6 separate regions of the Mus musculus genome follow, and regions 2, 3, 4, 5 and 6 are each linked to region 1. Evidence: chromatin loops called from intact Hi-C (ENCODE). Cell type or tissue: heart. All regions are shown on one strand.

The links. Peaks named below come from ENCODE experiments on the same cell type or tissue, not always from the same donor. Only the 100,000 strongest peaks of a DNase experiment are listed, where the experiment ranks them.
Region 2: a loop joins it to region 1, with 7 times the contacts of the local background. A loop is called at or near these places in 27 of 42 quality-filtered maps.
Region 3: a loop joins it to region 1, with 3 times the contacts of the local background. A loop is called at or near these places in 8 of 42 quality-filtered maps.
Region 4: it touches region 1 in a loop (3-fold over the local background); 8 of 42 quality-filtered maps call a loop at or near these places.
Region 5: a loop joins it to region 1, with 6 times the contacts of the local background. A loop is called at or near these places in 19 of 42 quality-filtered maps.
Region 6: it touches region 1 in a loop (4-fold over the local background); 16 of 42 quality-filtered maps call a loop at or near these places.

The regions. Positions count from the first base shown.
Region 1 is chr17:27,030,924-27,034,923 of GRCm38, forward strand. It overlaps Ggnbp1 (gametogenetin binding protein 1), which reads left to right. Exons shown (of 6, transcript NM_027544.2): 3 at 1,640-1,734; 4 at 1,838-2,048; 5 at 3,842-3,981. Among named protein-coding and RNA genes, the nearest start is that of Ggnbp1, 3.7 kb to the left of the region's middle. In heart, a CTCF peak has its summit at 2,119 (motif pointing right); a DNase peak (open chromatin) is centred at 2,118; H3K4me3 peaks cover 591 bases; H3K27ac peaks cover 1,248 bases.
Region 2 is chr17:27,083,695-27,087,694 of GRCm38, forward strand. Itpr3 (inositol 1,4,5-triphosphate receptor 3) reads left to right here. Exons shown (of 58, transcript NM_080553.3): 4 at 1,395-1,481; 5 at 3,145-3,303; 6 at 3,452-3,550; 7 at 3,897-3,980. Among named protein-coding and RNA genes, the nearest start is that of Mir7677, 5.6 kb to the right of the region's middle. In heart, CTCF peaks have their summits at 2,239 (motif pointing left) and 3,907 (motif pointing left); no DNase peak of the experiment used is centred here; H3K27ac peaks cover 880 bases.
Region 3 is chr17:27,188,412-27,192,411 of GRCm38, forward strand. It overlaps Lemd2 (LEM domain containing 2), which reads right to left. Exons shown (of 9, transcript NM_146075.2): 9 at 1,189-2,379. The coding sequence ends at 2,229. Among named protein-coding and RNA genes, the nearest start is that of Lemd2, 14 kb to the right of the region's middle. In heart, a CTCF peak has its summit at 1,583 (motif pointing right); a DNase peak (open chromatin) is centred at 2,980.
Region 4 is chr17:27,199,783-27,203,782 of GRCm38, forward strand. It overlaps Lemd2 (LEM domain containing 2), which reads right to left. Exons shown (of 9, transcript NM_146075.2): 1 at 3,877-4,000; 2 at 1,855-1,895. Among named protein-coding and RNA genes, the nearest start is that of Lemd2, 2.7 kb to the right of the region's middle. In heart, CTCF peaks have their summits at 1,228 and 2,411 (motif pointing left); DNase peaks (open chromatin) are centred at 1,197 and 3,904; H3K4me3 peaks cover 1,083 bases; H3K27ac peaks cover 621 bases.
Region 5 is chr17:27,118,834-27,122,833 of GRCm38, forward strand. It overlaps Itpr3 (inositol 1,4,5-triphosphate receptor 3), which reads left to right. Exons shown (of 58, transcript NM_080553.3): 55 at 382-547; 56 at 1,035-1,195; 57 at 2,098-2,259; 58 at 2,627-3,390. The coding sequence ends at 2,695. It overlaps Uqcc2 (ubiquinol-cytochrome c reductase complex assembly factor 2), which reads right to left. Exons shown (of 4, transcript NM_026063.2): 4 at 3,832-4,000. The coding sequence ends at 3,880. Among named protein-coding and RNA genes, the nearest start is that of Uqcc2, 13 kb to the right of the region's middle. In heart, a CTCF peak has its summit at 2,044 (motif pointing left); DNase peaks (open chromatin) are centred at 959, 1,304, 2,078 and 2,753; H3K4me3 peaks cover 404 bases; H3K27ac peaks cover 764 bases.
Region 6 is chr17:27,518,804-27,522,803 of GRCm38, forward strand. It overlaps the pseudogene Gm16005. Among named protein-coding and RNA genes, the nearest start is that of Grm4, 7.4 kb to the left of the region's middle. In heart, a CTCF peak has its summit at 1,967 (motif pointing left); no DNase peak of the experiment used is centred here; H3K27me3 peaks cover 4,000 bases.

The sequences.
Region 1 (4,000 bases):
AACCCCACTTGCTCCACGCCGTGTCATGTGACAGAGGAGCATTGCTGGGTATCTCTGCCTACTCTCCTCACCCATAAAATGGACATGGGCAACAAGGGCCTCTGAGGCATCTAAAGATCAGTGAGGTATCAAGGGCTAGATGAAGGCTGAGCACACAGTAGGGCCTGGTACACAGTAGGCACCGTGCTGCGACTCATTCTAATCCCAGCACTTAAAGGGGCCCAAGAGAACTGAGTTCAAGCCTAGCCCAGCTTCTTCAAGGTGCTGTGCTGCAGGATATTTGATCACACCATGAACCCCAAGATTGTTTTATTTACTGAGCTTTAAAAAAACCTGGTTCTGGTTGTGGTGTGACTCAGTTGTAGCACACATCTTTAATCCCTCTGGCTGGGATACAGACAACACCTTAGTACATACCTTTACTCCCTCTGAGTGCAATACAGACATATCCTCAGCACAGGCCTTTACTCCCAAACAGTGAAGGTAAAGTGAGTTTGTAGAAGGAAGCAGCCATGTTTGAAAGTGATGTCTCATTGAGTGGCAGACAAAGTGATGAATCAGAGAAAGATTTGACAGAATGGGATCTGCCCAACTCAGAGAAGAGAGAAGAAAGGGAAGCTACTTGAGGGGCAGTGGAGAGAGAGAAGGAGGCATTTTTAACTGGGAGAGTTGTGCAGAGACAGGTTGAAGAGAGAACAAGCCAGACTGAAGTGAAGACAGACAGACAGACAGACAGACAGACCAGAGAATGAGAAGGAACCGGAAGATTAGAACAGATGGCCATATTTTGAGCCCAGGAAGAAAGAAGTCAGAGGCTGAGAGAGAAGCCAGATTGGATCAGTCATCTTGGAGAGGAGTTTGAGCCAGAACAGCTGAGTTGACTGGCCAGCCAGAGCTCAGAAAGGACTAGAAAGGGTGAGCAAGTCTCAGAGGCTGAAAACATCCTAGGCCTAGATTAGACTGTACAGAGGACTAAGCCTATGTTAGCCAATGGAGGCAGTAAGCCTTGGAGAGGACAGTTACATCAGAAGAACAGAAGTTACTTTTAGGGGCTGGTGAGATGGCTCAGTGGGTAAGAGCACCCGAGTGCTCTTCCGAAGGTCTGAAGTTCAAATCCCAGCAACCACATGGTGGCTCACAACCACCCATAATGAGATCTGATGCCCTCTTCTGGTGTGTCTGAAGACAGCTACAGTGTACTTACATATAATAAATAAATAAATACATAAATAAATAAATAAATAAATAAATCTTAAAAAAAAAAGAAGTTACTTTTAAAAGAAAGAAAGTAATGGCCATAACAAAGCTAAGCATAGCAGCCCACATCTGGGATCCCAGGGGGCAGAGGAGGAAGGTCAGGAGTTCAAGGCCAGCCTTCAGTGAGGTATCTCAAGAACACAGAACAGCAACAACAAAATCACAGAAAGTAATGAGACCAGGGGACACACCATCGGTCTTTAGGTAAAGAACACTACTGCCAAGCTTGAGACCTGAGCTGGCTTCCCTGGACTTGAGTGGTGGAGAGTGAGAACTCCTGTTCACATACCCGTGCTGAGCTATGTGCCTCTCCCCTCCCCCTCCCTCCGAGACCGGCCGCCCATCAACTTTCTGTCAACCTCAGATGTCACTACCTTCACAGGAGACCTCAAGCCGTCCTCTTGCAAGGTGGGGTCCACCCCGTGGAACTATCTCCTTGGCTTGTACAAGCAGCTCCAGAAGTCAGCCATGGCCAAGGTCAGTGGGGTCAGGTCCCCTCCTGTCTTCCTTTCTTTCTGGTTTTGGGAGGAGGGGACACAGACCAAGAGTCCTGACCACCCCACCCCCCACCCCCGCACAGGCTCAGAGACCAGCTGCGCCTCAGTTGGCTCTCAAGGATGGCTTGCCCCACGAGGAGAAAGGGGAGAGAGAAGAAGCGGTGGATGAGAGCTGTCCCAAGTGGTGTGCCCCTCGCGCCTCTAGCGACGAGAGCTGTCCCAAGTGGTGTGCCCCGCGTGCCTCCACCTACCAGTCGCCGCTGCAAAAGAAGTTTAGGTCTACAGATACAGTGGGTAAGTGGTGTATCGACCCACTGGAAGCCCGGCTTTGACCCGTGGCTTAGGGAAGAAATGCAAGCATTGACCACCAGGTGGCAGCAGAACACACACGATGACTGGCTTTAGACCGGCTGGACTGTTGATCTCAACTGTCTGGGACCCCTCACCCCGGCCCCACCCAGCTCCAAGCAGAGAACCAAGGCTTCTGGCTGCTTGAAGAGAAGGTGTCCTTCAAGGCTGTCTTTTGCTTAGCACCAGACAATAGCAGGCTCCTTAGGCCTGGAGAGGTGGAGAGGTCTCTGCTGTTGCTCCCCCCCCCACCCCTCCCCTGAGACAGGGTTTCTCTGTGTAGCCCTGGCTGTCCTGGAACTCACTTTGTAGACCAGGCTGGCTTTGAATTCAGAAATCCGCCTGCTCTGCCTCCTGAGTGCTGGGATTAAAGGCGTGCACCACCACGCAGGGCTCTGCTGTTGCTCTTAACGGAGCAACAGCAGAGACCTCTCTTAACCTTCAGTTCTCAGCACCCATGCTGGGTTTCTCCCCACTGCCTGTAACTCCAGCTTCAGATGATCCGGCAACCTCTTCTGGCTTCCTTAGGCAGACGTGCACAGATACACTCATTAGAAAAAAAGAAAAACAGTAAAAACAATAGTAGCAAAATTATCCCCCAAAATACTGTTTATGTTTATACGGCCGTGGCTGGGGGCTATTCTTTTAAAAACGTGAATGGACACTTCTGAAGTGGCTGCCATTAATAACTCCACCGACAGCATGGGAACTGAAGCACAGAGAGGTTGGGTAACTTGCCCAGATAACATAGCCACTAATGACAGAGCTGGGACTCCATCTCAGACGGTCTGTGGCATACCTTCCCTGACATGTCCTGCCTAGGAAAAATGAAGTGTGAGAGGCTGCAGCTGGCTGGCATCAGGCACCTGAAGGCTTTGCACACCTGACCCAGATCGCAGAGTCTAGGAGTGGTTGGCGTATGCCAGGGACTTCCTGGGCTCTGCCTGCCCCACACTCTGGAAACGCTGGGATTGAAAACTCCATCTCGCTGGGCAGTGGTGGCGCACACCTTTAATCCCAGCACTGGGGAGGCAGAGGCAGGCGGATTTCTGAGTTCGAGGCCAGCCTGGTCTACAGAGTGAGTTCCAGGACAGCCAGGGCTACACAGAGAAACCCTGTCTCAAAAACAAACAAACAAACAAACAAACACTCCATCTCTCCTGAACGCTCAGTCATGTTTACTGTGGGGCCTCATTTACCCACACACCAGCTAGCTGACCGGCAATGCAGATTCCCGGGTGCCAGAGCCCTCCTATTCAGCATGGAGACACAGCTTAGTGGAGATGGCACCAGGGTCCCACGCTGTCCTCTTCTTTAGACTCTGATCCCAAGCTTAGGGAACTGCCTGAGCTTCTGTAGTCAGGGTTCTGCGACCCTCCTCCTGCCCAGATAACTTGTTTGAGAACCTCACGGAGTTTAGGGTTTGAGGGATCTATTTTTTATTGTTTTAAGCATACTCACTAAGTTGTCTGGCTAGTCCTGAACTAGTCATGATCCTCCTGCCTCAACCTCTCAAACCTCAACCTCTCGAACCGAAAGTCGTGCCCCCCCCCATTATGTCCCAGTTTTTCCAACCACCAGCCTCCCCTGGTGCTGCCTGCAGAGGAGTTGGTTGTCATCAGCACTACAGGAAACCTGGTGGCTCTGATGGTCTGTGGGTGCCAGAGGCGATAGGCCAGGAAGAGGAGCAGAGACCCCCCCTGTCCCCACGGCCCACAGCCCATCTCTTTGCCTTGAAGGTTTTGTGGAGTCGGAGCTGAAGAAGATTCTGTCAGTGCAACGAGAGGCTCGCCTCTGGAAGGTGGGCAACCCCGAGGGCCGGGAGCTGCTGACCCAGCCAGACATCACACTGGAGGAGGCTGGCATGGTGGACGGCCAGGTATGTCCCACACAGACAC
Region 2 (4,000 bases), 53 kb after region 1:
ACTGCAGGCCTCGTGCATGCGAGGAGAGTCTCAAAAACACTGAGCGGTGCGGCTGCTGTAAAGGGCCATGAGTCAGGACAAACAGGAAGAGAAGTGCCCATCTAGGCACCTAGAGTCTGTGCAAGTCCTTCCTGCCCTGAGTCAGGGCACATGACTCAACGATTAGATATGAGCTACCCAGACAGCCACTCAGGCTTTCGAGTGACTCCTGGAGGTATGTCTCCAGGGAACCTAATTTGAGAGCCGTGGGTCTAGCCTTAGGTCCCATTTGCTTTATAGACCTGGAGCTCAGAGCTCCTCAACAGGACTGGTCAGCTCACACAGTGAGTCTGGAGTCCAGCTAAGGCAATCCCTAGGTCTTTGATGTCTCTTGTGTTTCTTGGTTACATGTATACAGCTGAGGTACTGGGCCTGGTGATGAAGGGGCACGGGCTCCTGTGAGTGGAGACTCAGCTCACATCCTGAGTTTCTCCTAACAACGCTCAGGTCTAGCCCCGGTCTTGACATTGGCCATGGGAAACTTGGACTAGGGTCAGCAGCTTGTGTGTGCCTCTGAGCCCCTTGTCCTGTGGTTGTGGGACTAATATAGGGTCTGGGTGGATCCCTCCCTGTAGCTGTGACCTGTCCATGGAGGGAGGCCTGGAAGGGCTGCCCAAGCTCTGGTCCCAGGGTGGGGCCATTCCTCAGGCTGAGCTGATGGCTCACATCTGAGCCACAGGGTCAGAGCCCCACACTGTAGCTTTGTGGAGGGACGTGTGGCAAATGCAAGGCCCTGCGGCAGCCACTGTAGCCCTCCCTGGCCTGGTTTTAGCACTGAGGGGCAGGAAGCACAGGGGGACCACTGTGCTCAGGGTGTGCTTGTCTGATGGAGGAGGCCTCCCCTCGGGGAGGTCCTGGGTGGATGGCAGATTATGAGACTCCCCTGAGAGGTAATGGCGCTCAACCCTGAGGCCACCTGAGCTGGTGCAGCATCAAGGAAGGGAAGGGACTCTCTGGAGGGGTCAAGGAAGGAGTGGGAAGTGGCCTTTGCCCTGCTTAGCCTGAAGTGGAGGTATCCTGGAGAACGGGGTGGGATGGGGTGGGGTAGGGAGCACGTTCAGGTTTTAGGTAGCTGGATGTGTCAGAGGCATGAGGCTCAGGGTCCTGTGGGACCGTGCCCGACAGGTCAGGCCACTGGCTGCTCTCTGCTTCTAGGCCATTGCTTTAGTGGGAGGGATTTTGTCACCCCATGAAGGGCCTCCTGGTTGCAGCACTTGAGACGGGTCCAAGGTGAATGTGAGCCTCAGTGTGTGTGTGAGTGCGCGCGTGCATGCACACGCATTTAGCGTGTACATAAAGGCATCTCCCTCTGAGAGGAGCAGCTTCTGAGCCTTCCCTGCCCCGTGTGTCTGCAGCACGCAGCCCAGATGGAGCAGAAGCAAAATGACACAGAGAACAAGAAGGTGCACGGGGACGTGGTGAAGTACGGCAGCGTGATTCAGGTGTGGCCTTGGCGCAGAGCGCCACTCCCTACCTTTGTGTGTGTGTGTTCGTGTGCATGTGCATGCATGTGTGTATGTGTGCATGCGTATGTGCATGTGTCTGTGTATGTCCGTGTGCATGTATGTGTGTGCGTGTGTATGTATGCTATGTGTGTGTCTGTGTATGTGTACATGTGTGTATATGTGTCTGTGGGTGTGCATGTGCGTGTATGTGTGTATGTGTGCATGAATGTATGTATGTGTGTGTGCATGTGTGAGTGTGTATGCATGCTATTTGTGTGTGTGTATGTATATGTGTGTGTGTATGTGTACATGTCGTGTGTATGTGTCTGGGTGTGCATGTACATGTATGTGTGTGTCTGGGTATGCATGTATATATGTGTATGGGTGTGCTCACCTGTGTGTGTGTGTGTGTGTGTGTGTGTGTGTGTGTGTGGTGTTTGTATCTCTGACTGCACTTTGGTATTGTGCCCAGGGGAGTGTTTTTAGCTTAGGGGTCATAAGCTCATACGTAGCTAGGGTCTCATCTCAGTGTGGCCCTGCCATTCCTAAAGTGCTGTGACCTCAGACAAATTCCTTAACTCCCTATGCCTCATTTACTCATTTGTAAGCCACCCAGCAGGGACTGGAGAGATGGCTCCGTGCCTAAGAGCACTTGCTGCTCTTTCAAAGGACCCTTCCAGCAGCTCACATAGAACTGCTTACAAGTATCTGTAACTCAAGTTCCAGGGGATCCACTGCCCCCTTCTGGCTGCTGTGGGTACTGCATGCACACAGTGGCCATACATCCATGCAAGAAAAACCTTTATACACATAAAGTGAAAATAAATCTTAAAGCCAGCTAGTGATAGCATTTGCTAGATCAGGTTTGATGGAGGTGATGTGGGAATGAAGGCAGACAGGCATCTTCAGAAGCATAATTGTTGCTTTAATAAGAGCAATCTTAAGTCTTTCAGGAAGGAGACATGTGGCGTGCTTAGGGCTTTAGTGGGTCCGTTCCCCTGCCACCTCAGAGATGCTTCTCGGAGATAGTCCATCCTCTGACTAGAAGCTTCTGAACCCTAGCAGCCCACCAGCATTATCTATGGAGTCAACTTTCCAGGGCAAAGCTTCTTAGCCCACCTAAGGCTTTAACCCTTGCCCCTGGGGATTGTTGGAAGATTCTGTGTTTGATTAATCAGGGCTGGGGATGTAGTTTAATGGGTAGAGTGCTTGCCTGGTGTATGCAAAGCACTGGGCTTATCCCTAGCATCTCATAAATAGGCCAGGTGGTACTCGCCTGTGATCCCAGCGCTCGCTCAGGAAGTGTGGGGAGGAGGGTGAGAAGTCTCGGGTCATCCTGGACTATGTTTGGGGACAAGATGACAGGAGCTAAGGTGTGCATAATTTGTGTTTCTTCGTGGAGGTGCAGGATGAGCCAGAACCTGTGCATGCTTGGCAGGTCGTCTCCCGCTGAGCTGCACCCAGACCTGGTGTGCAGTGTTGAGACTGACTGCTCCCCTGTGACAAGGTGTGCGTGCTTGTGACTGTTTGTGATGCCGTGTATCCTCCTGTGATAATATGTCTGATACCCTGTGTGACCAAGGGCCCAGTGTCCTTCTCCTCCCCAAGGGCCTGGCCTCTCAGGCCTGGTGACCTCACTCCAGCCCCACCTGTGCCTTAGCTTCTGCATATGAAGAGCAACAAATACTTAACTGTGAACAAGCGGCTGCCAGCCCTGCTGGAGAAGAATGCCATGCGGGTGACGCTGGATGCTACGGGCAATGAGGGCTCCTGGCTCTTCATCCAGCCCTTCTGGAAGCTTCGGAGCAATGGGGATAATGTGAGCACAGAGGGGCCCGGGCGGAGGTGTGGACCATACTCCAGAGGTTCTAGTCTTTTCTTAGAAGGGACACAGAGCAGAGGAAGAAGACCCTGGAAGGAAATGTGCCTCTGTTCTCACCTTACCATGGCCCGTCTGTCCCCCAAAGGTGGTCGTGGGGGACAAGGTGATCCTGAATCCTGTCAATGCCGGGCAGCCCTTACATGCCAGCAACTATGAGCTTAGTGATAATGCTGGCTGCAAAGAGGTGAGTGGGGTTGGGGGTGTGTGGGGCAGGTCCTGGGGCTGAGGGCTGGTCACAGACCCCTGGCTGTGTGGGTGCCCCTCCCTCAAATGTTCCGGGACCCTGAGCCTCACTGTTTCCCAACCTTGCCCCTGACCTGGGGGTGGGTGTGTTTGATTTCATCTTTGCCCCACTCTCTGGCTGCCACAAGGGTCTGGCCTAACCTTGGCTGCGGGGAGCACCCTGAGCCACCTACGACAGGAAGCTGGGATGGCTTCCCCTTTCGCCCTTCCCCTCCTTGGTCTTCAGCACTGTCCACAGTAGGCAACTGGCTCTGCCAGCCGTGCCACCAGCCTGCTGCCCCCCGCAGGTCAACTCTGTCAACTGCAACACCAGCTGGAAGATCAACTTATTCATGCAGTTCCGGGACCACCTGGAGGAGGTGCTGAAGGGGGTAAGTCCGGAGCCCCTCCC
Region 3 (4,000 bases), 160 kb after region 1:
CAGTGGTGCATTAATTAAGGGGAACAGCTGCTACCCAAGTTGTCTGATAAAAGAGTGACGGATGGCTGTGTTCACCTTTGTCGTGAGTAGAGAGCCTCTGGGAGGCAGCTCAGAGCTCCTGGGTGTGTGTCCACGCTGAGATTTGTGGGGAACAGTCTCCCTCGCCTTCCTGATGCTTCTTCAGCGGCATGCGGAGCCCAGGAGAGCTGCTTATCACCCAGGTCTGCAGCCTGGGATCATGTTGGACAGAGCAGTAGAACCACCCAGGGTGAGTGCTGGCCCAATATGCACAAAGCCCACCAATCAATTCCCTCACACTGCACAACCCAGCATGGCAGTGCACACCTGGAATCCCAGCACTTGGGAGGCAGAGGCAGGCAGATTTCTGAGTTCGAGGCCATCCTGGTCTACAGAGTGAGTTCCAGGTTCCAGGACAGCCAGGGCTATACAGAGAAACTGTCTCGAGGAAAAAAAAAAAAAAAAAAAGCAAGCCCGCTGGCACGGCTGAGCATAGCTGATGAGCTCCCAAAGTGTAGCCTGCGAGCTGCTCTGAGCGCTGGCTCTCAGGCCGAGAATTGCTTCCCGTTGAGCTGGCTTCTGCTCTCCTTCCCAGGCACAGCCATAGGTTAGTTTTCCCACTTCAGACAAAACCTGCCAAGGGAAAACTTTCCACGGAGACAGAAGAGGGACACACAGGCTGGTTTCTTCCTGAGTTGTGCACTGGGCCCCGCTACAGCTCACCAAGCAGGTGTGTGTGGCAGGAGTCTGACAAGCCCGTGTCCACACAGATGGGGCCAAGTGTGGACAGGAAGGAGGCCAGGACTGGCTATGACCACAGTACATAGCTAGGTTACCTTGTTTCTGGGCCACTAGCCTTTCGGACTAAGAGGTGAATGCCTATAGCTTGTTTTGCAGCTTTCTGAAAGCACCCCAACTCTGTCACAGCCCATCACCAATGCTGGGCCCAGAGACAGGAAGCTGCCTCCTTCAAGGGCTTACCAGCTCCGTGCAGCTTCCCTCAGAAGCCCTGGGAGCCTTGGGACCAGGGGCTCAGTGCTGAGTCCACATGGCTACCCTGCAACTCAAGTGGCTGTAAGCAGCTTACCTAACTCCCAGGGCCAGGGCAGCCTGGCCCTGTCCAGCCCTCCGCTGTAGGGAGACAGAGGAAGCACCACAAATAAAACCACATCCGTTCTCAATAAATATTTTATTTTTCCAACAGTTCCACCCCCAATACAAAAGCCATTGTCTTCTGGCTGGGGCCTGCTCAGTCCCGGTCCTGCTGACCACCCAGACACACGGCAATGAGCATACTGCTACACGGAGACCGAAATGAGCATACTGCTACATGGAGACCACACTTTATTAAGAAACAGAGACCAGCAATAGGTCCAAAAGGGGGTGTCTTGTGTCTTCTGGAGGCAGCTGCACGTCACCTCCAGGGGCTGTCCTCCTGCTGCTGTAGGTGAGACCCGCCTGAAGAGTTGCTCGAAAGCCTCCCTCTCAGCTAATGAGGCCCCCCACTGGGTGTATTTAGAGCAGGTCCTCCATAGCCGAGGGCTAATGGCCCACACTACTCCATGTGGCCTGCAGAGGGCAGTGTGCAGCCACGATGCTGCACCCTACCTGTGTGGCTAAGCAGCCAGGAAGCCTGTGCACAGTAAGTAGGTGAGGAGGCTGAGCTCCACCCTGGCTCAGGTGGCACTGCTGACCTGTGAGCAGCTCTGAGGCACAGGCAGCTGTGGCTGGACTCCCCACGCCTTCCAGACCCCAGCCACCTCTGCTTGGTCCCCTCCAGCTGCTCCTACCTTCTATAACATCGTCCCCTTCTGGACAGAGGCCCATGCAGGAGTGGGCTGGGTTCCTCCCCTCCCCTTAAGCTCCCTGGAAGCGAAAAGGCACATGGACCAAGCTTTGCCCCACCACCCAACCCACCTTCCAAGCGAGGGGCTTCAGGATCACCGTGCTGTCTAGCTGTGTGCAGGACCTCCAGGGTTCCAACCACTGCCCATCTTTTTATCCAGGGAGAACAAGCCACTCTCCCCTGTCAGTCAGTAATACTGACATAGAGGAAGGGCTCCCCTGTTCTCCCGGCTACCCTAAGTAAGCCCACATGTTCCAGACCTGAGACCCGGAGGGCAATCAAGGCAGGTGTGAATGAGCACCAAAGGTCTGTGTCCTTGCCCCAGCTGGGTGGCTGGGTCAGGCTGGCGGTAACAGGCCCTGCCCTATCGCTCTGAATCAGAGAAAGAGGAAGGCTTAGTCCATCTCCACACCAGCATGTCCTCCCCGGCCACTCGGTGGGACTCAGTCTGGATCCGAGATTCATTGGAAGCCAGGAATTCCACAGCACGGTCCCATACTCGCTTCATGCGCCGCCTGAAAGGAGAAGGTAGCGCTCAGCTGGGTCAGGCTGAACCACTCCATTCCCACAGAGGGGCGGGCATTCCTAAGCTCTACCACACTTGGATAAGCCAGCAGTGGACATGTTGATAGGGCAAAGTGAGGCACTGGGGATTTCCTCACCTCCTGTGCGCCACAAGCCTTGGTACAGAGCTAAGGGGCTGGCGGTGATGGGTACCCAGGACCACGTGGGGACTGTGCTTAGCTCAGATGCACCCCTTGTAGCATAGAGGACATGCGGGTGTGAAGATGAACCAAGATGGGAAAGCCACCCCCAACACGGTCCTGAAATCTTTTTTGTTGGGAAGGGGACCCACAAAACAGTGATTGGCTCCGGCTGACTCCTAAAGATGTGTCTCTGCTCACAGGCATCACTTGTCCCTGTCCTCACAATGCTGGGAATTTGGATGCTCTGATTACCCAACATGCTACAGACACAGAGCTCGGAGGATGGGGTGCCAGCCTCAGGCCAGGTCCCCAGGAGGCAGGAAACAGCACCTCGTCGGCAGGAGGGCCTGACCCACCAGTGGCTTCAATCAGCTCCCTCACTCGTGTCTCCTTTGAGGCCCCAAGTGTGCCCTTACCTGGCAGACGGGGGCTCAGACCCACTACAGGTCAGCTCTGCACCACTGTACCAGCATGTGAGGTCTAGGTGACATGGCTGCAGTCAGGGTGCCAAGCCAGCTCTGGCTATGTTCTCACGGGGAAATGTGTTGATATCAGGCAAATCAAAGGGCCAACAGCACTGTGCAGTGCTTGTGTGCCTGGAACTAGCATGCCAAACTCCAAGGCCACCTCCTCAGCACCTGTGGGACCAGCCACTGCCCCGTGTCACATGGTTTCCTATGCTTCCTCCTCCTGCTCTCATGTCCACCAAGGTGTGGACTCTGGGTCTCCACTTGCGCCGCACACAATGAGTGGAGCGGTGTGGCCTGAGTGCCTCGCTGTTCAGGGCAGCCCTCTGCGAGGCAGTGTGAGCCCACTGTATGAGAAAGAGGCTCACAGAGGCTGGCTAAACAGCGTGCAGCAGGGCCAGGACAGGACAGGAGTCTGGGTGCAGCAAATGGCTTCCCCGGGGAGATGGAGAGCTGAGGATCACCTGAGGACCCACAGGCTGACCTCTCAGAGACACAGCGGCCCACTGTGGGCAGAAAGCCCTGCCTGCAGCCTGTGGGAAGATGGAACCCAGCAGCTGTCCAATGCATGTTGCTGGAGAGCAGCCAGGACTTTTGTTCACGGGATAACTGCTACTAGTGGCCTCGGCCCTGACAAGGTGTCAGCTGAAAATGACCCAGGGGCAGGGCAGAGACAGGGACCCCAGCACTCAGGAAGCTACCCCACAGGGATTGTCAGTTCAGGGCCTGCCTGGGCTACAAAATAAGATTCTGTTTCAATGAAACAAAACAGACAAAATCCCAGACCTGCAAATGCTCTTCTCATCTGATTCCCTGGCTACACAGAAGGGTAGTGCAGGGGACAGGGCCTGGTGGCAGCTACACAGAATGCTACCACAGCAGTCTCACCCATACATGGGCCCGCCACTATTCTCATGTCTGTGAGCCACGTGAGGACCAGGAGAATGTGTAACCTGTGGGAC
Region 4 (4,000 bases), 170 kb after region 1:
ACTGGCTGTGGAGCAGACACAGCAGAGTCACAATGAGACGACCACCATGGCTCTGGCCCGACTTCTTGAGAGAGGAGCAAGCAACGGCACCAGGGCTTGCAGAGGTCAGAGGAGCCCACAGAGTATCAGGGACTGCGGGTCTGAGCCCTGCCTGAGGAAGAGCTGCAGCAGGACTCGATGGAGCTCACATATCAGCCACTTGCACTGGCTGACAGCAGCCTGAGGAAGCAGGCCAGCCATCCAGTACCAGCCGGGAGGACGGCCTGATTAAGACAACACACCCACTCCCAGCCTGTCCCTGCATCCCCCACAGTGGGAGGGAGAAAGAAAACAGTGCCGGAACCCTGGGCTGCAGACACGATTAAGAAGACTTCTCTGATATGTAAATGCTTATCTGGATTTTGGGTGAAGTAAGGCCACCCAAAGGAAACTCAGCAAGAACCTCACTGGGACCAGAAAGTATGTTCCTGCCTGTGGGCTCCTGGACCCGCCCTCCACGACGACCAAGGATGCCCAGAGCAGCCAGAAAATGCATCTTGCCTGGATAAGGCCCAGCCTCTGCCCTCCTATCACAGTGCAGGATTGGTTAAAAATCTAGAATGTCTGGAGCCCAAGGCCCCAGGCAGTTGATGGGTACAGCTTGCTAGCTCTGCACAGTGCAATAGGGACCTGCAGGGTGTCTGTCTGAGTAGCTCACAGGAAGGCCAGGAGCAAGCCTGCGCTTCCTTCAAGTGGGCTCCACCACTCTACAGACTGTGCAGGACCCAGAACTAGAACTAGGAACCTTGTCTAACTAAAAGGGCAAACAGAAGACCATCAGAGGGGTTGCGTGAAAAGTTCTATAGTTCTTGTTTCTGCATTTGTTCGTCTCTTTGGCTGCCTGTTTCTGGAGCACACTGTCTAACCATCAGCCCAGTTTTATGATAGAAAGCAGATTAAACTTATTATGAGCCTGGTTCTGCAGAACAATGGGGAAGCAAAACTGCTTTGTGGATGAGAGCAATAAGGGAGTGTCATAAAACACCCGCAAACAGGACACAGCAGCAGCCAAGGAAATAAAACGGTGTCTGCAGCAGGCTGTCCTTCATTAACAAGGGGTACAGTCAACGCAGGAGTGCTGTTTCTTGGCCAGCCCCTGGGCTGCAGAGGCCTGGCACCCACACTTAATAATTAGAGCGCTAAGTCATGCCCTCTGGCAGCACACGCCTCCTCCTGGTAGGATTTATGACCTGAAAATTTACTGCCTCGTGTCTTCCTCAGAACCGGCTGCCCAGCTGCGAGTTAACGCTGCTCACATGATCCGTAGGCTGAGGAGCAGTCACCTTCCCCAAACATTAGTTATGGGGGATGTGAGGGCTTCATAAAACAAACTGAACACATTGGCTAAGAGGGCTAATTCCCCTTACCACGTGCTTCAAACTGGCCCCTGATGTGTCAGAGCAGGAACCTGAACATTATCAAGAGATGGATGCACACCAGAGAGAAGGTAAGACTGAGTGTAGTCTCTCAGGGTCAGATGCTGGCAGCCTCGCCCCCCACAGTGCCAGCCGGACACCCATGCCCATCTCCCTGGACTGACTGTGGCAGATCGAGGGCCTCAGATGCTCTCACTGATAGGGGTAGGAGCCCGGGGCTGGACCCAGGGAGCTCACCCTTCCATATTTCAAGTACCACTGTGCTCCCAGAACTGAATCTGACACAAACATCGTCACAGAACATGATGTGATTCCGGTACGTTCATGGAACGTTCTGGAAGCGATCCCCTTACATGATCCTTTCATGATCTGGGCGAGTTTCTCTCTTGGCAGAGCTCTGAGTCCTCAGGAAGACTCATAGAAGGCAGATCGAACTTACCTCATCTGTTTTTCTCTCACAGTCGACCGGCAACAATTTCACTGAGACGGAGAAAAGAAAGAGGAAGGTTAGAAGTGCGCCTGGGCAGCGGAGAGAGCTCTCAGGACCCAGGGGGAGCAGGACTCAGCTGACACAAAGGTGGAGACCAGCCAGCTCTCAGGGGCCCCTGTGTAGTGTGGGCTCTAAGGCCCACGGGTTCCCCCATGTTGGGTAAGGACTTTGGTAGCTGGGGCCTCTTTCCAGCTGTACATGAACCAGCAGCCACAGATTCCTGGGCTCCTTAACATCTGTGTCTGCTCCTGTAAAATAGGACTGCATGGGCCTTCCTCAGAATGCACACTGCTGGAAACCCAGCACTCAGAAGATGAACACAGGACTGCCACACGTTTGAGGCAGGCCTGGGGTGCAGAGAGGATGTTGTCTCAAGAAACAAAACAAGGGGCTGGAGAGGTGGCTCAGCTGCTCTTGCAGAGGGCCTGAGTTTGAATCCCAGCATCCATGTGGCTGCTTACAGCCATGTGTCACTCTGGTTCTGGAGTCTCCATTGCCCTCTTCTGGCCTCCATAGGTACTGTATGCATGTGGTGCAGACACACACATAGGCAAGTCACCCATACACATAAAAAAAACAAAACAAAACAAACCCACAAACAAGATAAAAACCAAATGGCCTTTGTTGCTTAACTCAGAGAGTTAGGCTCAAACAAGACAACATAGGGAAAAGTCTTTTATGAACTACAAACGACAGTATGTCAAGTAAAAATAAATGCTATCACAGGAGGGAACTCTAGGGACCCCAAGCCTGTCTTAAATTATCTTAAGCAGAGCGTAGCACCCAACACTATGTGACATCATCCCCTGAGCGCTTACAGCACCTGTACAATTTGCTGGCACTCACCTCTGTTAGCCTCTAGCTGACCCAGAAACTATTCCCAGGGTGGATAACGGACCCTTGGGCATCAGTGTGGCAAACAGACTCACACACGCCCAGACATCCATTCCTCACAACACTGAAGACAGTGGTTGGGCTCTCCCTGTATTTCAGCTACTCCTAATTGTGGGAAATGTGACCCTGACTCAAGGCTGGCAACAGTGTTAACCTCGAGCACGCTTCGGAAAGAAAACGAACTGTCATTTTATACCTAAATTTGTACCCAAAACAATCTGGGTCTGGTGATTCGGGTCTATACTTTCCAGCTTCGGGGGAGGTAAGGCAAGATCATAGGTTTGAAGCCATCCTGAACTAGAGTGAGTTCTAGGTGAACCTAGACAGCTTAAGGAGACCCTGCTTCAAAGTCGTTTTCAAAAGCCAGCTAGCGAGAGTGTAGCTCAGTGGAAACATGCTTGTCTAACGTATGTGAGACGGACCCTAACTATAACCCCTTATACCAGAGGGGGAGATTTTCATGAAAATAAAGAAAATAAAGCCGCGTTTCTTCTTTTGAGTAATAGGCAAAAAAAAAAAAAAAAAAAAAAAAAAAGACATCAGTCCTCAGCTATTCGGGAGGCTCGCTCTCTTGCACCCCTCAAGGGGTGCGGAGTCACGTAACTGAGTGTGGGCAAAGACGTCTAGGAAGTCGCCTGACTCACAGGCTCTCTCCCAACACAGCCTGCGGGGGGGGGGGGGGGAGGCTGTGCCTCACATGCACCCCTGTGGTACCAGCTTCGGCTTAGAACAACTCTCCCACACCTGAGCCACAGGCAGGGTCAGACTCCTTTTGACAAATGAAGGCCCGGTGGTGCCAGTTTTGCTGCTACAAAGCTGAGACCACGGCAGGCATTCCCCGAAGGCAGGGAAGACAAGAGGGGCAGGGGTGGGCTGACTGTCAAGAGTGTGCGTGTGGCTTTCCCTTGGAAGGACCTGGCTGTGGCTGAAAGGGAGACTCTAGAAAGACGGGGAAACAGAAAAGAGCAGAAAGTGGAGGCAGAAAGTGAGGGTCTGCAGTCGGTCGCGGCTCACAAGCCGGTCTGGGTGGGCGAACCCCGTGCCCCGGGCCCTCCCCTGCGCCGGCCCGGGACGTACTGTTGTCCTCCGCCTCCTGCGGCGCCGAGGGCTTGCCCATCTTCACCCACAGGATGGCCAAGAAGCCGAGCAGCAGCCCCAGGCTGGCCCAGAGCAGGAGCCGAGACAGGCAGCGCTCCAGCCA
Region 5 (4,000 bases), 88 kb after region 1:
AGCAGTCAGTGGCTTCCTCAGCCTAGAGAGGGAGGACAAGGTGGAGCCTCAGTTTGGCTTGGGCGGCCAAGCTGTGTCCATCACTGATCTCTGGCTTAGACCAAGGTTCTGGAATGTGAGAGGCGCGGCATCCGGGCTGCTGATCCGGGAGCTCGCAGCTGCCCCCCATCCCCCTTAACCAAGTTAGAGGCAGAAACAAGCCCTGTTTTGTAGCAGGACTTGCCACACGCAACAAACTTGTAAGGGCTTCCTCCTGGTCAGCCGTTTCTAAATGTTAGCTGGTGGCATCTTTCTGGTTGGCAGCTGGGGGTCACTGTTGTCTGTTGTCTCTCTCGGGGGCTTGCGGTGATTCTGTCCTCACGGTGTCCCCGTGCTCTGCAGGAGTCGCTCTTCCCAGCCAGAGTGGTGTATGACCTTCTGTTCTTCTTTATCGTCATCATCATCGTGTTGAACCTCATCTTTGGGGTGATCATCGACACCTTTGCCGATCTGCGCAGCGAGAAGCAGAAGAAAGAGGAAATCCTTAAGACCACGTGCTTCATCTGTGGTGAGGCTCACTTCCTAGCTCGGCTGTTGGCTTCCCACTGCATGGCTGGAGGCATCTGAGCCATGGCACCCAGTCCCACCCTTGCTGACCTGGCCTGAGGTGGATCACTGGGGCCCAAGAAGCCACTGCTTTGAGCCCTCGGCCTTCCAGGAGAGGAACTTGATGCCACTGTGGTCTCAGGCTTCTGGTTTTAGTCCATTGCTCCTTCTGAATCCAGTCATGTCCTCACCAGTGGCCAGGGCCCAGAGAGCAGGGCTCACCTGGCAGGCCATGCTGTTGACCCAGCTGTCACTGTCACTGCTGGGCTCAGGTAATCCTGATGTTCCCAGAGTCCCTAGCGCTTTCTCTGCAGGAGGGCTGCAGCCACGTGCGGTGGTGTCCCCACCACTAAGCATTGGAGCTTGAACAGTGACCCGCATCACCCAGGAGAGCTGTTAGGAGCAGTCCCCATGGTGGTCCTCAGTGGTGGCCCTCCTTCTGCCCCCAGGTCTGGAGAGGGACAAGTTTGACAACAAGACAGTGTCCTTCGAGGAGCACATCAAACTGGAGCATAACATGTGGAACTACCTGTACTTCATTGTACTGGTCCGAGTCAAGAACAAGACAGACTACACCGGCCCCGAGAGCTATGTGGCTCAGATGATCAAGGTGAGGGTGTCCGTGCGCCCGGGCTCATTGACACCTGGGAGGAGGCACAACAGCTGCTGGCCTTGGCCTGAGGGGTGGCAGCTGCAGTGGCTTGTGGGGTCAGCCAAGGAGTGAGGAGCAGCTGGGGCCAGCCCTCACTGTGCAAAGCCCTGCTGGCCACCACCACCCGTGGGTGGACCCACACTCCTGCTATATGGAGAAAGCAAACATGCAATGAATCTGTCAGCCCCAGAGAAGCGTGGTGAACCAGCTTCCCCCCTCACCCCTGCACAGCAGCAGTTGGGGGGTTGGGCAGTGGAGTGGGGAGACCCCACTGAGGGATGTAGATTCCCCACAGGACCTCTTTTAGAAAGCACAGCATGGGAGAACAGCTTCCTAAAGTCAACATTGTCCCAGTCAGAGAGAAAGCCTGGAGCAGCTTAAAAATACCAGGCTTAGAGGAATTAAAACATAATCCTCCTAATTTCTAGTCACTGTGGCAGTGCCGAGTTTGGTCTAGAGAGGTTTAACTGTTGGTCTGAGAATTCACAGTTGTGACAGGGAACCAGCAAACTGCTTGGCTCGAGCCCTTCTCCCCTGCTTCTCTATCTCGGGAAGCATGGCTTCCCTTCTTTCAGAGGCTCCCCCTCCCAGACTGCCATCTGTGTGACTCTCCTGTTCCCTGAGCACGGGACATGCTCGTCTGCAGCAGCGGAAAGGAAGGGAGCAAGTCTGGGTCTTGGCCTTCCTGCTCCGTGGCTGTGGCGGGGAGTGAGCAGATGGCCCACAGGAGGATGGAGCCATCTCACGGAAGGCAGCCCACCTGGGAGGACCCAAGCCAGTTCAGATTTTCCCATGTTACGCCCCCTGCTGGCCGTCTGGTAAAGGGCATGGCCCTCTCTCACCGCGGCACTCTGTTCCAGAACAAGAACCTGGACTGGTTCCCGCGGATGCGTGCCATGTCCCTGGTGAGCGGCGAGGGGGAGGGGGAGCAGAATGAGATCCGCATCCTGCAGGAGAAGCTCGGCTCCACCATGAAGCTGGTGTCGCACCTCACCTCCCAGCTCAATGAACTCAAGGAGCAGGTGTGTTCCCAGTCTCAGTGTCCTAAGCTTCTGTACCATGCAGGGTGAGAGCCATCCAAGTCACAGGGAACCCTGGTTCAGGTGGAGTCTTGTGCAGCAGCCTGGAAGAGCCTCCAAGGCCTGCGGTGGTGGGAACCTCCTCCGCCTGTAGCAGCAGCTACCCAGTGCAGCTCCCTAGCCCCTCGCTGTGGTCTCCCGACTGCACCCGATCAAGCGTTTGACTTGCCAACTGAGGGTGACTGGGGGCGACTGGGGCTGACCATCTGCCATCAGAGCTTAATGGTAGCTGGGCCCTTTGGGGAGGATGCAGACTTTCCCGGGGCTGTGGGGAAGGCAGCTAGGCCACCTGACGTCTTGTTTAACTCAGATGACGGAGCAGCGGAAACGGAGGCAGCGTCTGGGCTTTGTGGATGTGCAGAACTGCATGAGCCGCTGAGCAGAGCCACCGAGGCCCCCTGCAGGAGGTCCGCTGCAGATGGCACTGCCCTTCCTTCAGGTCAGGTGGCCCACCACCCTCTGGAAGCCAGGTGCCCACCCCACCTCCAGCTCTGCTGGCAATCTCCCTCCCCCAAGGCAAACTGGCCAGCAGGAGTGCTTCACAGCAGTCCTGCTTAGTACCGTTGAAGAGACTCAGTTTACCTTAGTGCCTTAGAGGATGCTAGGTCCTCTGACTGACATTCCTCAGTGGTCCTCACAGGTGGTTATAGGGGGGCTGCCTCTCACCTCCGAGCACTACATTGTGGCTGTCCCCTGCCCGCCTGCCCGCCTTCTGTCCTGGATCAGGAAGATGGTAGCCTGCTGTTAGTAGCTTCACAGGGCTTTTATGTTTAACTTATTCCCAGGGGCCGTCCCACCCTGCTGTGCCTGCACAGTTCCCAGTGCCTGTGCCTGCGCCTGCTGGGGACAGTGTGGCCCTGTCCCAGTAGCTTGATGACTCAGGGTGGACCTTGCTCCCAGGACTTGTCTCTCCCCAGGCTTTGTAGGCAAGCCTCACAAGCCGAGGGACAGGACCGGGCTGTGTGAAAGTGGCTTTTGACAGCTTCTCTCTTTTTGGTGTAATGTTTTACATGTCCTGTGTCCTGGGGACTAATGTGTTAATTGCCTTAAATAAATTAATAGACTCCAAGTCCATCCACAGGGTCATACTTCTGTCTCCCGCACAGCTGGAGGCCACAGAGGCCAACACCCTGCTGGCCCTGTCACCTACCGCACCCTGCTTGGTCCCTTTGCTCACCTGTAGGACATCCCAGTGGGATTTGAGCACCTGACAGAAGTGAGGCTCTAAGCAGTTACAGTAAGGTGGCTGTGTACTTGGGCATGTGCGTTTGTGGTGGGCTGGAGTAGCCTGAGTGGGAGGGCCAGGCAGGGTGCTCATGCTGGCCTCCCTTCCCTTTGCTGTTGGCCACAGGATGCCCTCTCCACACACACACACACACACACACACACACACACACACGACAGGGGGCTGACAATCCTCCCTGGGGCTGGGAGGGATGCCCTGGGCTGTATGCTCTACAGCACCCCTGCTCAGGCTGAAGCACCTGAGGCAGATGAATGAGTTCCAAACCAGGAGGGTGGGAGAAACCAGGCAGTTTTATTGATGAGTATCAGACCCCACGGTCAGGTCCGTGGGCGGGACAGGACCCGAGTCCAGGCCTTGTGCTTCTCCTCAGGCCTGGTGGGCGCAAACTTCTCCTGCAGTTTCTTCCACATGCTCTTATTCATCTCTTGGAACTCTTCC
Region 6 (4,000 bases), 490 kb after region 1:
CCACATCTCAGGACATTCTGCCTCTGCCCTGCCAACACTCTTAGGCCTGCTGTCCTATCTGGTGCTGTCCCAGCCTGGCCATCAACTGAATCATAATATGGTCTGCCACTCAACTCTAGCCTGGATGGGAAAAAAAGGAAGGACCAGGAGTAAGGCACCCCCACGATTGGGGCTGGTGCCACACAGCCCAGCTGATAGGTGAGTGGGGTGCCCCTCTGTCAGCCACCCCCCCCCCACTGCAGCCCTGGCCTATTTAGGAAAATGCTGGACAGCGGCCATGGAACTGTATCTAACTGTAGGGGACCAGGATGGACAGAAATCTGGAAACGCCACCGGACAGTTCACTGCCAGCCGCCAGAGGAGGCCATCGATCCAAGGGCTTCTCTGAGGTTATCTTCAGACGGAGCACACAGCACCATGAAAGCTGGGCTGACCCAGAAAAAAAGCCCATGGAGGTTGCAGGGAGGGGAACAGGATCTCGTGCCTTGGCCAGGGGCAGAGGTCACAGCTGCAAGGACACACCCCCAGTCCCTGGTGACCTCTGACTCCGCCCCTCCTGCCTTTGCCTCTCAGCCACCTCACCCCTGCGCAGACCCCCAAAGAGGACAAAGCAGGCTGGGGAAGAAAAGCTTACACCGCAGGCTCCTACCCTCGTGGGCTGCATTCTAATGGCGTTTGATTGGATCGGATGCGCTCTTAATTCCCTCCTGGGACATCAGAAGGAGGGTAGGGAAGAATCTTTAATTCATCAAACTGAAATATTAATAGACTTTCAACCAGCTGGAGTGGGACGTGGGGCCCCCACAATGGAAAAAGAGAGGGACAGGCAGGCGAAGGTGGGAACGGCAGAGGAGGAGAAGAGCTGTCCCCACCCAGGGTGGGGTTGTGTCACTGGGTGCGGGAAGAAAAAGTTTGTAAGCTTTCAGGTGGGCCACCAAGACCACGTGAGTCAGCCACTCCTGTAACAACCCACACGGGGGATCAGAGGACACTTAGAAGCCAAGCCAAAGTTACTAGGCCAGTGTGGCACGCAGATCCCAGGACCCTGGAGAAACCAAGTCAGCTTAGCCCAGTGCTCAGTCTCAGAGACCCCAAGGCAGGATCCCCACCTGATGTCAAAGACGCCATTCCAAGGCAACTCTCCCTCCACACTGCCCAGGTGCAGGCTGCCGAGAAACGAGCCACACCACGGCCCGGAGAACACAGACCAAGGAGGCTGGGGTAGTCAGCCAAGGTGTTCTACTTAGCACACATCTGTGGGCTCAGGAGCATCTAATTTGAGGCCAGCCTGGGCTACACGAGGAAACCCTATCTCAACACAGCACCAATCCAGGATCACAAGAGGGTGTAGTCCCCTGGAGCTAACATGCCCCAAGGTTCAAAGCTCCACGGCCCACACCAAAGCCACAGTCACAGTGCAGTCAGGCCACCCCTATCTACAGCATCTCCTCTACAGAGAGGCAACACTCCATGGGTCAGGTTGGGCAGATCTGGAGGCAGCACCCAATGGCCCCCTCTCACCCTCTGTCCAGATCCCTTCTCTACCCCCAACTCCCCCTCAACCTTATAAGCCCAAGTGGAGAATTTTAGGGTACTCATGTCCGTGGTTCTCCTCCCAAAGATGGAGGAATTATGTGTCTCCTCCATTTCTATACCTTGTAATGTGTAACTAATGTTATCTGGGCACATGATCAGTGGGCTATCTCTTACCAAGTTTAGGCTTCAGAAAGTGTGGAAATGGACCAAAAGCAGCAAAGAACATGAGAGGCCTAGGGTGGGGTGGGGGGTCCTGCAGGGCCCCGACCCTCCCCTGCACCAGTAGCAGCATGAGTGAATTGTTCTAAGGATCGTCCACAGGATGAAATTCCCTTTGGCCTCGGGCCACCACCTTCAAATAGAGATGGGCTCTCAGGTGCCGGCGGCGAGCAGAACCTGGGTACGCTCCCATCGCGGGCCTGCAGCGCCGCCTCGTGGCCGAGCGGCCTCACTGCACGCGCTGGCCGGCCGCTGGTGCGTCCGCGGATCTGAGCGGGACCCAGGCTCAGGTGTGAGTTGGCAGGAGCGGGAGGAGGGGGAGACGCCGGGATGCAGAGAGTTGTTTTCACCTGAACAGATTCCGGGAGGAGGCAGCGGGGGTGGCAGGGCCCCTATTTCAGGACCATTTTCCAGCTGGGCCGCCGCCCTCAGATTCGTGCGCAGCCACTCACCTGCAATGACGACAAGGCTTTTCTAATCCACATATGCCCTTTGAAAGAGACCCGTGCGGGTCCCCGGTTTCTTGAGTGGGCTGCGATGCCGAGGTGTGGAAGCCAGCAAGGATGGGTAGAAAGTTGTAACCGTCAGCCTTTCCCAATCCCAGTTCCCTCCTTCTCTCACCCTTGCTGCACGCTCGAACCACAAGGACTCCGACTAAGTTTGAGGCTGCACCTCAAACCAGCCAAACCCAAATCTATGCAAAACGCCCGTGATTTCTCTTTTGTAAACTTAACCCAAGTTACAGTCATTTGAAAACAAGCAAACTCTATTGAGAAAAACCACCATCAGTTTGGCCTGTAGGAAAGGCTGGGGGTGGGGGTGGGGGTTCTCTTGATTAATTGATGTGGAGGACCACAGTTTCATCCTGAGACAAGTGTAAGAAGGTAAGCTAGACCCAGGCATGGAAGCAAACAGGTTCGATCCCAGCATTCAGAAGGCAGCCATGGCTACCCAGGGAGACATGTCTGAAAAGAAAGGGCAGCCATGGCAGTTACTGTCCTGGTGTGGACAGCGAGCAGTGACTCTCCGTGTGTCTGTGTTGACTCCTGACTAGGTTTACATCACTGATGGGCTGTGATCAGGGCCCCGTAAGCCAAGTGCGCCCTGTGTTCTCCAAGTTGCCTTTGGGCTACATCTTTATCACAGCAATAGACAGCAGACTTGCACAAGGTCCCCAGCCTCGAACTCTCCAAAATAGAGCAGGGACTCAGTGCACACAGCTGCACTCTCAGTGCAGGGAAGGAAGGCTGTCCTGAGGTAGCCCCCTCCTCAGCAACCCCAGAGATGTGTGGGGTGACAGGGGAGGCGACAAAGAACTCAGCCTCCTGAGCATTGTCAGCCCTAGCAAGGCCAGGCTGATATTCCCAAGAGAGGTGTGACATTTGTGCCTCTGTGTGTACCCATGTGTGTATCTCTAGAGCCAGAGGTTCAATATGTCTTCCCTAATAGTCTCTCCTTACTGGGGGGGGGGGGGTGGACCGTTTCAAGACAGGGTTTCTCTGTGCAGCCCTGGCTGTCCTGGAACTCACTCTGTAGACCAGGCTGGCCTCGAACTCAGAGATCCACCTGCCTCTGTCTCCCAAGTGCTGGGATTAAAGGTGTGTGCCACCACCACCACCTGGCTCTTCCTTACCCCTCTTTGTTTTAACTGTGGCATGGTTTGTTTTATTTTAATTGGTAGGTTACTTTGTGAAGACACCATCTCACTATTTGGGTCCACCTGGTCTTGAACTTACAGAGATGTACAAATAACAGAGATAGGAGTGGAGATGGTGGGCAGAGGGGCTGGGGTGTTCCATGGTCTACCCTCAGACAAGGGACAGAGGGCTTTATGTGGGACTCTGCCATCTTGGGCAGAGAGAAGGGGTTGAGATGGGGGTGTGGGGTGTCCTTTAACCAAATGGCTTATCTTGGCTTAGATGAATGGGCCTTCAAGCTCTACCCAAAAATGTTCACTAGACTGGGCCATCAGGATGGCTTTTTGGCCTCGCCAGTGGAAGCAAGATGATGAATGTCATCCTTTGGAAAGCGTCGCAATAAGACACACACGCTGTGCCACCACTGTAGCTCCAAGGCCTACCACCTTCAGAAGTTGACCTGTGGCAAGTGTGGCTCCCTACTGAGCACAAGAGAAAGTATAGCTGGAGTGCCAAGGCTAAGAGACGAAACACTACCGGGACTGGTCAGATGAGGCACCTAAAGATTGTCTACCGCAGACATGGATTCTGTGAAGGAACAACACCTA